Regions from separate parts of the Homo sapiens genome. Here all the other regions are linked to region 1. Evidence: chromatin contacts called from ENCODE Hi-C data. All regions are on one chromosome and are shown on one strand. The core of a region is the stretch at or near the end of the contact, and the rest is flanking DNA. Distances in the headings are between cores, read along the strand shown. Region 1 holds the start of FAM149B1 (family with sequence similarity 149 member B1). Region 2 holds the start of SEC24C (SEC24 homolog C, COPII component). Region 3 holds the start of MICU1 (mitochondrial calcium uptake 1).

Region 1 (3,244 bases), core at 480-2,979:
GGAATCTCCAAAACTGTTCTCCATAGTGACTGCACTAATTTACATTCTCACCAACAGTGTTTTATCCAAATCCTTGCCAGCATTTGTTATTGCCTGTCTTATGGATAACAGCCATTTTAACTGGGGTGAGATGCTATCTTATTGTAGTTTTGATTTGCATTTCTCTGATAATCAATGATATTGAGCACCTTTTCATAAACCTGTTTGCCATTTTTATGTCTTCTTTGAGAAATGTCTATTCAGAGTTTTTATCCAATTCTTAATCAATTATTAGACTGCTTCCTAGAGAGTTGTTTGAACTCCTTATATATTTTGGTTATTAATCCCTTGTCAGATGGGTAGTTTGCAAATATTTTCTCCCATTCTGTGGGTTCTCTCTCCACTTTGTTGATTGTTTCCTTTGCTGTGCAGAAGCTTTTTAACTTGATGTGCTCCCATTTGTCCATTTTTGTTTTGGCTGCCTCTGTTTGTGAGGTATTACTCAGGAAATCTTTGCCCACTCTAATGTCCTAGAGAGTTTCCCCAATATTTCCTTTTAGTAGTTTCATAGTTTGAGGGCTTAGATTTAAGTCTCTAATCCATTTTGACTTGATTTTTGTATATGGTGGGAGGTAGTGGGTCTGGTTTCATTCTTCTGCATACGGGTATCAGTTTTCCCAGTATCATTTATTGAAGAGACTGTCTTTTCCCCAATGTATGTTTTTGGTACCTTTGCTGAAAATGAATTCACTGCAGACATATGGATTTGTTTCTGGGTTCTCTATTCTGTTCCTGTTTTTATGCCAGTGCCATGCTGTTTTGGTTACTATAACTCTGTTGTATAATCTGAAGTCGGGTAATGTGATGCTTCCAGTTTTGTTCTTTTTGCTCAGGATAGCTTTGGCTATTCTGGCTCTTTTGTGGTTCCATATAAATTTTAGGATCTTTTTTCTATGACTGTGAAGAATGTCACTGGTATTTTGATGGAGGTTGCATTGATACCTCTTAATTTTCTAAGGGTTTTCCTTATCTCTTAATTTTCTAAGGGTTTTCCTAAATAAGAGTACTAGTTTATTCTTGCTGCCAGGTGATGCTTGGTAAAGAAAGAAATGGCGGTGGATGGACCACCCTAACTCCATGATTCCAATCTTACTCAGCTTTCTAAGAGACTCGTAAGGAACCTGCTTCTTCTTATCCAGACACCCACTCACCACAGTCTAACCAAATCATCATTTTGCCTTTCAACCCAGAGGGACAGACAGTAATTTTACCCATCCACCCCATAACGCCAAACACACGTCATCATGCAGAATTTGGTGTCAGAACTGGAAGGGACTCTATGATCACTCAGGCTAATACCTCACTGTACATATGAGAAAACCCAGAGTACAGAAAAAGAAGCGACCAAGCAGCAGGGGCTTGACTTGGAGTCTAGTGCTCTTTCCCCAGTCTAGGCTCCCTCCTGCCATCTAACAAAATGAAGCCAATTTCTCTTACGGTTCTAGGGCCTCTCCTTCGCGTCTCTGCTGTGGCACCTTTCCTTAGCCGCCTCTCCGACTGCGAGAGCTGATCGAGAGCTGCCACCGGCCGCCGAAGCCTGGATCAGGCTCTGTCCCGACGCCTGACCGGAACCTGAAGCCAGCGGAAATCCTGAGAGAAAGTCTGAAACCCACTCAGTCCCCGAAACCTTGTGTGTCGTCACTGCTGTGCGTCGGCGGGAGCATTTTGCGAGTGTCCGGGGGCCTTCGTCACTTCCGCCCCCGCGGCAAAGCAGGGAGGTCGGAGGACTGGAGAGGTGGGGACCCTGGGGAGGTGGCTGCTCGGAGTCTAGGTGACGGGGCGAGACGGGGCCGGTAGGTGGCGGGAGGGGCCGGGCCGGAGCCGGCGGGAGGGCCAGGCCCGGAGGCCCCCACCCTGGCGTGCCTGCCCCGGCCGCGGCTGAGGAGGAGGAGGAGGAGGAGGAGGAGGAGGATGATCTCCAGATACACTCGGAAGGCGGTGCCACAGAGCTTGGAGCTGTGAGTGGACTGCTCAGCCACCCCAGCCGGGGCGGGCGGCGGGCGCTCTGGGGACCCTCCTTGACCAGTCCTTCGTTCCTTTCCTTTCCCAGGGCTGGGGAGAGATTTTTCTTCGGAATTCTCTCCTCTCAGCCCTGCTGGACCCTGCCCCTTCTTCCTCCATCTCCAGCTGAGGGCGTGTCGCCCTTCGTCTGAAATTCCTGAAATCAAGCACTGGGTCTGCTGAAGCATTTGTAGCATCCGCAGTGCTTCAGGTCCCATTGTTAATGGCCATGGTAGCTCGAGAAGTTATTAATAGCTAACTGAGGGCTCCAGGAAAGTGCTCACTTGACACTGTGCAAAGCTATTTACATACATTTGCTCATTCCTATCAATGATATCAGATTGGGAACATTATTTTGCACATTCTACAGATAAAGATCCCAGAATTAAAGATTGTAGCATGCCAAAGATCACACAGCTTGAAGGTGGTAGAGCTGAGAGGTACAAACCTGATGTCGATCTGATTCCGAAGCCTGTGGTCATAACCATCACACATACTGCCTCCCCACCTCTGCAATTAAGCACCAGAATCCATAAAGATCAGTTTTGCTTTTGAGACTTTAAAGAGCAAATATTTCTGGCTTTAAAAAGATCCACCCTCACGGCCGGCCGTGGTGGCTCACGCTTGTAATCCCAGCACTTTGGGAGGCTGAGGCGGGCGGATCACTTGAGGCCAGGAGTTCGAGACCAGCCTGGCCAACATGGCGAAACCCCATCTCTACTAAAAATGCAAAAAAAAAAAAAAAAATGGCCGGGCATGGAGGCGGGGGCCTGTAAACCCAGCTACTTGGGAGGATGAGGCAGGAGAATCACTTGAACCCGGGAGGCAGAGGTTGCAGTGAGCAGAGGTCACGCCATCGCACTCCAGTCTGGGTGACAAGAGTGAAACTCCGTCTCAAAATAAATAAATAAATAATAAAAAAATAAAAAGAGCTGCCCCCTACCCTGACCGAAGTGGTGTATAATAATTTAGAAAGTAATAATAGTGTCATACATTTATTAATGCTTTACACTTCCAAAAGGGCCTTCACTTTTTTTTTTTTTTTGGAGACAGGGTCTTGCTCAGTTGTCCAGGCTGGAGGGCAGTAGTGCAATCCTTGCTCACTGCAGCCTCCACCTATGGGCTCAGGTGATCCTCACAATGTAGCCTCTTGAGTAGCTGAGACTACAGGTGCACACCACCACAACTGGCTAATTAAAAAAAA
Region 2 (3,244 bases), core at 206-2,705, 580 kb after region 1:
ACCAGGGAATTGCAATGGAGAAAGAGTAATTCACGCAGAGCCAGCTGTGTGGGAGACCAGAGTTTTATTATTACACAAATTAGTCTCCCTGAGCATTTGAGGATCAGAGTTCTTAAAGATAATTTGGCGAGTAGGAGCTTGGGAAGCGGGGAGTGCTGATTGGTCAGGTTGAAGACGGAATCACAGGGAGTCAAAGTGAGGTTTTCTTGCTGTTTTCTGTTCCTGGGTGGAATGGCAGAACTGATTGAGCCAGGTTACTGGTCTAGGTAGTCAGCTGATCCAATGAGTGCAGGGTCTGCAAAACATCTCAAGCACTAATCTTAGGTTTTACAATAGTTATGTTATTCCTAAAAGCAATTTGGGGAGGTTCAGACTCTTGGAGCGAGAGGCTGCATGTCCCCTAAACTGTAATTTGTAATCTTGTAGCTAATTTGTTAGTCCTGTAAAGACAGACTGGTCCCCAGGCAAGAAGGGGGTCTTTTCGGGAAGGGGCTATTATCAATTTTGTTTCAAACCATAAACTGAATTCCTCCCCAAAGTTAGTTCCACCTACACCCAGGAATGAATAAGGACAGCTTAAAGGTTAGAAGCAAGATGGAGTCGGTTAAGTCTGATTTCTTCCACTATCATAATTTCCTCAGTTGTAATTTTGCAAAGGCAGTTTCAACAGCAGTGCTCGAAAAATTATGAAATCAACAAATAGTACTGAAAAGTTCAAATGAAGTCATATATGAAAAAGAAATCCTAGCACTGTTAGCTATAATTACTTAGCCATTAAATGGGGTACTAATAATTACTGCAGGAACTATCTTTTCCAACAGAGCGCAGAGATCTTTTGGCTCTGATAAAGCTCTGCACCTAAACAAAGGCGCTGTATAAAAATGGTTAATAACAATTGACCTTTACTGAGTGCTTACTATGATGCCAAGCGGCCTATGTGGCCTAATTTCATCCTCTGGGCATTATTATTTCCATTTTACAAGCTGTAGAGCCAGACCTCAGACCCCCACATGCAGGTTGACAACAGTTGGTGCCCTTTACCACCACCACACGTTCCGCAAATCTCATAACCAGCAAACGCCATGGGTGAGAGCAACCTAGCGGACGGAAATCAACGGGGTCAGGGGTCACCAGGAAGTGACTACAAGACTCTAGCTCAGAGGTCACTAATACGTCACAGGCAGAGTGAAGGGGCATTATTAAAGATAGTTTGACAAATTCTTTTTAATCTCATTTCTGTTGGTGAGGCCATAAAGTGACTGGAACATCTGAAAAAAAATGTCAGGAGGGAAATACATACGACTCAGCAGAGGCGCACAGGCGGCGGCCATGATGGGAAGATGAAAGAGGCGCATGCGCGGCATCCGGGTCCCCGAAATGCAGACGTGGCAGAAGAAGTGGCCCGGCCCTAAAGCGTGGAGGAGGAACTTCCGGGGGTGACGGGACGGCCCCCTCGGAACCGGAAGTGGAGCCTGGGAGCCTTGACGTTAGGAACGAAGTCTAACCTGGATCTGGAGCCGGGTGAGGAGTGGCATCGGGAGGTTGGCGGGTAGGAAAGCAAAGGAGAGGTCAGGGTATTACTGGCCAGATTGGGGTCCGGTTTCAGAAAGAAGGGAGGAGCCTGGGGGCGGGGCCTGGGTAGAGACCCTCACCTCACGCATCCACCATCCAGGAGCAGGTCCTAGACCATCCCTTCGTCTCCCGGCCCAGATTCCGGCTCCTGCTTCCTGCCCCGAGCCTGTTAAAAGGTGCAAGACGTTTGGTCTCTGTGCTTAACAGAGCAGCCCCCTCTCTTAACGTGGCCCTAGAAGCCGACTTGGCTTCTCGGTTTTGATCCTCGGCTCTCCGAGGCTCCATGGCTTGACTACTTTCAGAGTTCTAGGAAGCTTGCCCCGCCCCCTTGGGTTGTCACCCTCGACTATCCACCCAGAATGGAGTCGAGACTTCAGTCTGACTCCAAGCTCTTGAATGTGTTTGAGGGGATTATTTTCTGGAGAAGAAGCTCCTTTCTTTACCCCTCCCCCCGGCTTTGGAAACATAAAGGGAGAGGACATATTTTAAACTTAGTGTCAGTGACCTACCTCTGTAAGGTTTAGGGTTTGGAAGAACAGCTATTGAGATAACTTTGAGTTTAAAGAGTTTTAGACCAGGATCAGCTCCTTTTCTATAGTCAAGGTGGCCCTTCTAGCAAAGGGGGAGAGGTCCATTGTTCCCTTTGCAGCAACTCTGAGTGCTCCTGCTTTCTGGGCCCCTTCTGTCTACAGGATAATTGGAATGATACAGCTGTTGAAAGTAGATGTGATGAGATAGTTTTCTTGGAAGGACCCTGTTTAGAAAAGGCCCTCTAATTCATCCCTGTGTTGATGAGCAAGATTGTAATAATTTTGATGGTGGCTGAGATTCATAACAATCGTAAGGGGAGCAGAAACAGGAGAGTTGGAGAAGTGCATTGGAATTTAGAATATTCATAGTCTTCTGCTTGAGGGATGAGGTGAATGATTTTTTTCCATGAAATCTAACTCTAACTTTGCCCCTGATTCTTGAACTGTTTCCTCAGATTATGTGAAGAAGTTTTGGTGCCTGTTCTGCACTTGGTTTTAATCTGTTACCTTGCTAGAGTTTTCAGGTGTCCTTTATTTTTTATTTTTTTGAAAGGGCGTCTTGCTCTATTGCTCAGGCTGGAGTGCAGTGGCACGATCTCGGCTTATTGCAATCTCCGCCTCCCGGGTTCAAGCGATTTCTCCTGCCTCAGCCTCCCAAGTAGCTGGGATTACAGGCGTGTGCCACCATGCCCGGCTAGTTTTTGTATTTTTAGTAGAGACTGGGTTTCACCGTGTTGGCCAGGCTGGTCATGAACTCCTGACCTCAAGTGATCTGCCCGACTTGGCCTTCCAAAGTGCTGGGATTACAGGCATGAGCCACTGTGCCTGGCCAACTTTTATTGATTTTAATGCTTCGGTTTTGGCCGGGCGTGGTGGCTCACACCTGTGATCCCAGCACTTTGGGAGGCCAAGGTGGGTGGATCACGAGGTCAGGAGATCGAGACCAGCCTGGCTAACAGGGTGAAAACCTGTCTCTACTAAAAATACAAAAACTAGCTGGGTGTGGTGGCACGCGCCTGTAATCCCAGCTACTCGGGAGGCTGAGGCAGGAGAATCGTTTGAACCCAGGAGGTGAAGGTTGCAGTGAGCCGAGATCGCGCCACTGCACTCCAGCCTGGCAACAGAGTGAGACTCCGTCTCAA
Region 3 (3,244 bases), core at 522-3,021, 540 kb before region 1:
TCTCAGCCTCCCAAGTAGCCAGGACTACAGGCATGCGCCCAGCTAATTTTTGTGTTTTGTAGAGATGGTCTTGCCATATTGCCCAGGCTGGTCTCAAACTCCTAGATTCAAGGGATCCACCCGGCCTCCCAAATTGCTGGGATTATGGGCCTGAGACACCACACCCAGCCTGTTTTATTCTTAAACACAGGAAAGTTAGTCTCAAGATGCACTTCTTAGGAATGTAAACAATCTACTGAATATAGTAAATATAAAGGAAGACAGCAATAAACACTTTTGTTCTCTTGCATTTATTAGCTTCTATTAGTTTCTATCATTCTTTCCCTTTCTCCTCAGGCACACAAGCCACTCCAGAATATTCACTTTTTGTTAATATTATGTTTTATGGCTCTCAGTAAGGACACTCAGAAGATGTCAGAGACACTTGCTTGATATATTAGGTAGCCAGAGTGATGTTCTTAAGTGGAAGAGACAATCAGGGACAAACCAAGGATTGGGACAAAGAGTAGCTGGAGGCAAAAGCCACCTTCCTACAGACAAGTGGCAATGGGTTCTAAAGTTTTTAGGATAAGGCAATATTCAAAAAGCTCATTACCTGGTCCACACCAGAAACACAGTAGGTGGGTCATTCTGGCCAACACCTTTGTCTCAAGATACTGACGTTTATTATTTGTCATATGGTCCAATGAAACCTAAACTCTCCTACAGCTATCCACACCGAACTTGTTTCACCTCATGAAATGCAAACTCCTTTCTTATACTGCTCGATCACTTCCCTACGTGCCCCAAAGGGATGTTCTAATATAAACAAAGGCATATCAAAGAAGCCACCCAAACAAGTGAGATAGAAACATTTATTGATAAATAGGAAGAAAATGGGCGTTTCTAAGGTACCACAGGAAAAATAAAATATTTTACTCTAGTCCCTTAGCTATAAGATATTTATTCTACTTATATTTACTAATGGCCACCGTATTTTTTAAGACATGGAAAATTGGAAGGTAAAGAAACCATCAACCATAAGATTACAGAGAAGGCAACTTGAAGAACAGTTTGTTTTAAACTGTTCTCCCAACATTCACATAGAGTCAATAACATCTAGCTCTTTCTCAAAACAGCCTATGGCCGGCCAGAATGCGACGGTGAAAACAAAACAGGGAGAACGTAATGAAAACGGGAAGGCGCTGGAAAAGATAAAAACTGAACAGTCCGAGTAGCCTGCACTTTGTATTTCTCCTTTGAGTCCTCACTGATTTTCCACTTATTTCGATTCAGTGGTTAATATTTCTCCGTATTAGAAATCCATCTGTGAACTCCCGCACCCACTTCTAACCACATCCACAAATTCCAGGAGAGCCAGTCAAGGCTACCAGAGTGTCCCAGTCGCCTGTGAGGAGGGGGGCGTCGGCGCCAAGTTGCGAACCCGGCACTGGGAGAAGTTCTCCCGGGACGGGAGAAGGGACGGGTTGGGGTGAAGGAAAGTGGAGGACGGGAGGCAAGCAAGACTACGGACTCCTCTCCAAAAGCTGAGCGCATCAGGGAGAGACAGGTATCCCGCCAGACCCGAGAAGTAGCCGGATGCCCGGGGCGGACAAACGGCCAGCCACGAAGCCCAGTTCCCTAAGGCTGTCTCGCCAACCCCCTTCCCCTTCGCCTTCCCTAAATTGCTGTCTCCTTATACCCTCCAGAGTCCAAGACTCACGCGTCCAAACACGAGCTCCAGCAGCCTCTCGGTCAAAGCCGCCCACCTCTGACAGCCATAGAGATGAAACAGCGGAGACAAACCTCCACCCCCTCCGCCCACTCTCACGTGACTCTCCTAGCCGCTGGGCCTGTCGGGATCGTGGAGACAGGCGTGTGGGAGGGGCACAGAGGAAAAGGAACGGGGAGGGGCGGGGAAATCAACGCGCCACGCCCCAGCCTCGGGCCCCGCCCTAGCCCCGTCACTCCCCCTTACTCCCCTCAGCGTTTAGGCGGGAAAGCTGGAGAGCTCCCAGAAGCTCTCGGGCATTTCTTCTGGTTTTTTTCCCCTCCACAAGGGTCATAGGAATCTGTTGAGAAATTTACTGTGGCTTGTAACACCTCCTCGGTACCCGTTTTCGTGTTGGCTATGTTGGCTAAGCAAAAAGGAGTTCGTGAAAAGAAAACTGGACCACAGTGAGTTGGAAATTGTTTCTTTCCAACTCCGTTTAGGTTTTCTCAGAGATTAAATGTTCCTGTTTCATAACCTTGAGACTTTTTTGGATTTAGAAACCCTCACCACTTCCTCTGGTGGATGATTTTGTCAGGTGTTTTATTTGCAGACTAATATTATTGCAGAGTTTATAATCTCTAGAAGCCACTTAAAAACATGTTTTCCCTTGAAGAATGTGTTTTTTGTTTGTTTGTTTGTTTGTTTGTTTTGAGATAGAGTTTCACTCTTGATGCCCAGGCTGGAGTGCAGTGGAGCGATCTCGGCTCTCTGCAATCTCTGCCTCCTGGGTTCAAGCGATTCTCCTGCCTCAGCCTCCCAAGTAGCTGGGATTACAGGCATGCGCCACCACGCCCTACTAATTTGTATTTTTGGTAGAGACGGGGTTTTTCCATGTTGGTCAGGCTGGTCTGGAACGCCCGACCTCAGGTGATCCGCCCACCTCGGCCTCCCAAAGTGCGAGGATTACAGGCGTGAGCCACTGCGCCCGGCTGAAGAAGGTGTTTTTATCAGAAAAATGGGATGGCAAAGGATCCTCACCCCTGCTGTGGAAATAGGATGGAAATATGACTATAATACCAGAGAATTTTTTTGGGGGGGGGGCAGCGGGGTGTTGGTTGGTTGTTTGTTCGTTTGTTTTGAGACGGAGTCTCGCACTGTCGCCCAGGTTGGAGTGCAGTGATGCTCACTGCAACATCCTCCTCCCAGGTTCAAGTGATTCTTCTGCCTCAGCCTCCCGAGTAGCTGAGATTACAGGCACGCCCCACCACGCCCGGCTAATTTTTGTATTTTTAGTACAGACGGGGTTTCGCCATGTTGGGCAGGCTAGTCTCAAACTCCTGACCTCGGGCGATCCTCCCGTCTCGGCTTCCCAAAGTGCTGGGATTAACAAGTGCGAGCCACCTCGCTGGTCCCAGAGAACTTTCAAATAATTTTTTTTTCCCAAGAATTTACGTAGCAGAGCTGTGGAAAAGGCAACAACCATGGAAACAAAGCCAACAAAACCATCCCTGGGGTAAATTGTGAAGTAAGCAGAATCAACTCTGTTTTCTC

Evidence for each region. A loop is a pair of places that touch in the nucleus more often than their neighbours do. Pooled maps may share reads with other maps.
Region 2: a loop to region 1 is called in a map of B cell, with 8 times the contacts of the local background. The contact joins the promoter of SEC24C here to the promoter of FAM149B1 in region 1. A Hi-C loop is called at or near these places in 2 of 168 maps with a recorded cell type or tissue (B cell and thyroid gland), 5 of 37 single-sample maps with no recorded cell type and 17 of 50 pooled maps.
Region 3: a map of B cell shows a loop between it and region 1 (10-fold over the local background). The contact joins the promoter of MICU1 here to the promoter of FAM149B1 in region 1. A Hi-C loop is called at or near these places in 4 of 168 maps with a recorded cell type or tissue (B cell, CD4-positive, alpha-beta T cell, CD8-positive, alpha-beta T cell and 1 more), 3 of 37 single-sample maps with no recorded cell type and 18 of 50 pooled maps.

Annotation. Positions count from the first base shown.
Region 1 is chr10:73,166,390-73,169,633 of GRCh38, forward strand. It overlaps FAM149B1 (family with sequence similarity 149 member B1), which reads left to right and starts at 1,730. Exons shown (of 14, transcript NM_173348.2): 1 at 1,730-1,997. The coding sequence starts at 1,951. ECD (ecdysoneless cell cycle regulator) reads right to left here and starts at 1,619. Exons shown (of 14, transcript NM_007265.3): 1 at 1,477-1,619. RefSeq lists enhancers at 1,438-2,037, 1,544-1,743, 2,638-3,236 and a silencer at 1,794-1,983.
Region 2 is chr10:73,742,917-73,746,160 of GRCh38, forward strand. SEC24C (SEC24 homolog C, COPII component) reads left to right here and starts at 1,456. Exons shown (of 23, transcript NM_198597.3): 1 at 1,456-1,521. LOC124902453 (a long non-coding RNA gene) reads right to left here and starts at 1,349. Exons shown (of 2, transcript XR_007062195.1): 1 at 1,301-1,349; 2 at 48-295. RefSeq lists enhancers at 798-1,997, 837-1,404, 1,075-1,504, 1,405-1,971.
Region 3 is chr10:72,624,308-72,627,551 of GRCh38, forward strand. It overlaps MICU1 (mitochondrial calcium uptake 1), which reads right to left and starts at 1,772. Exons shown (of 12, transcript NM_001195518.2): 1 at 1,703-1,772. RefSeq lists enhancers at 1,539-2,076, 1,627-1,776.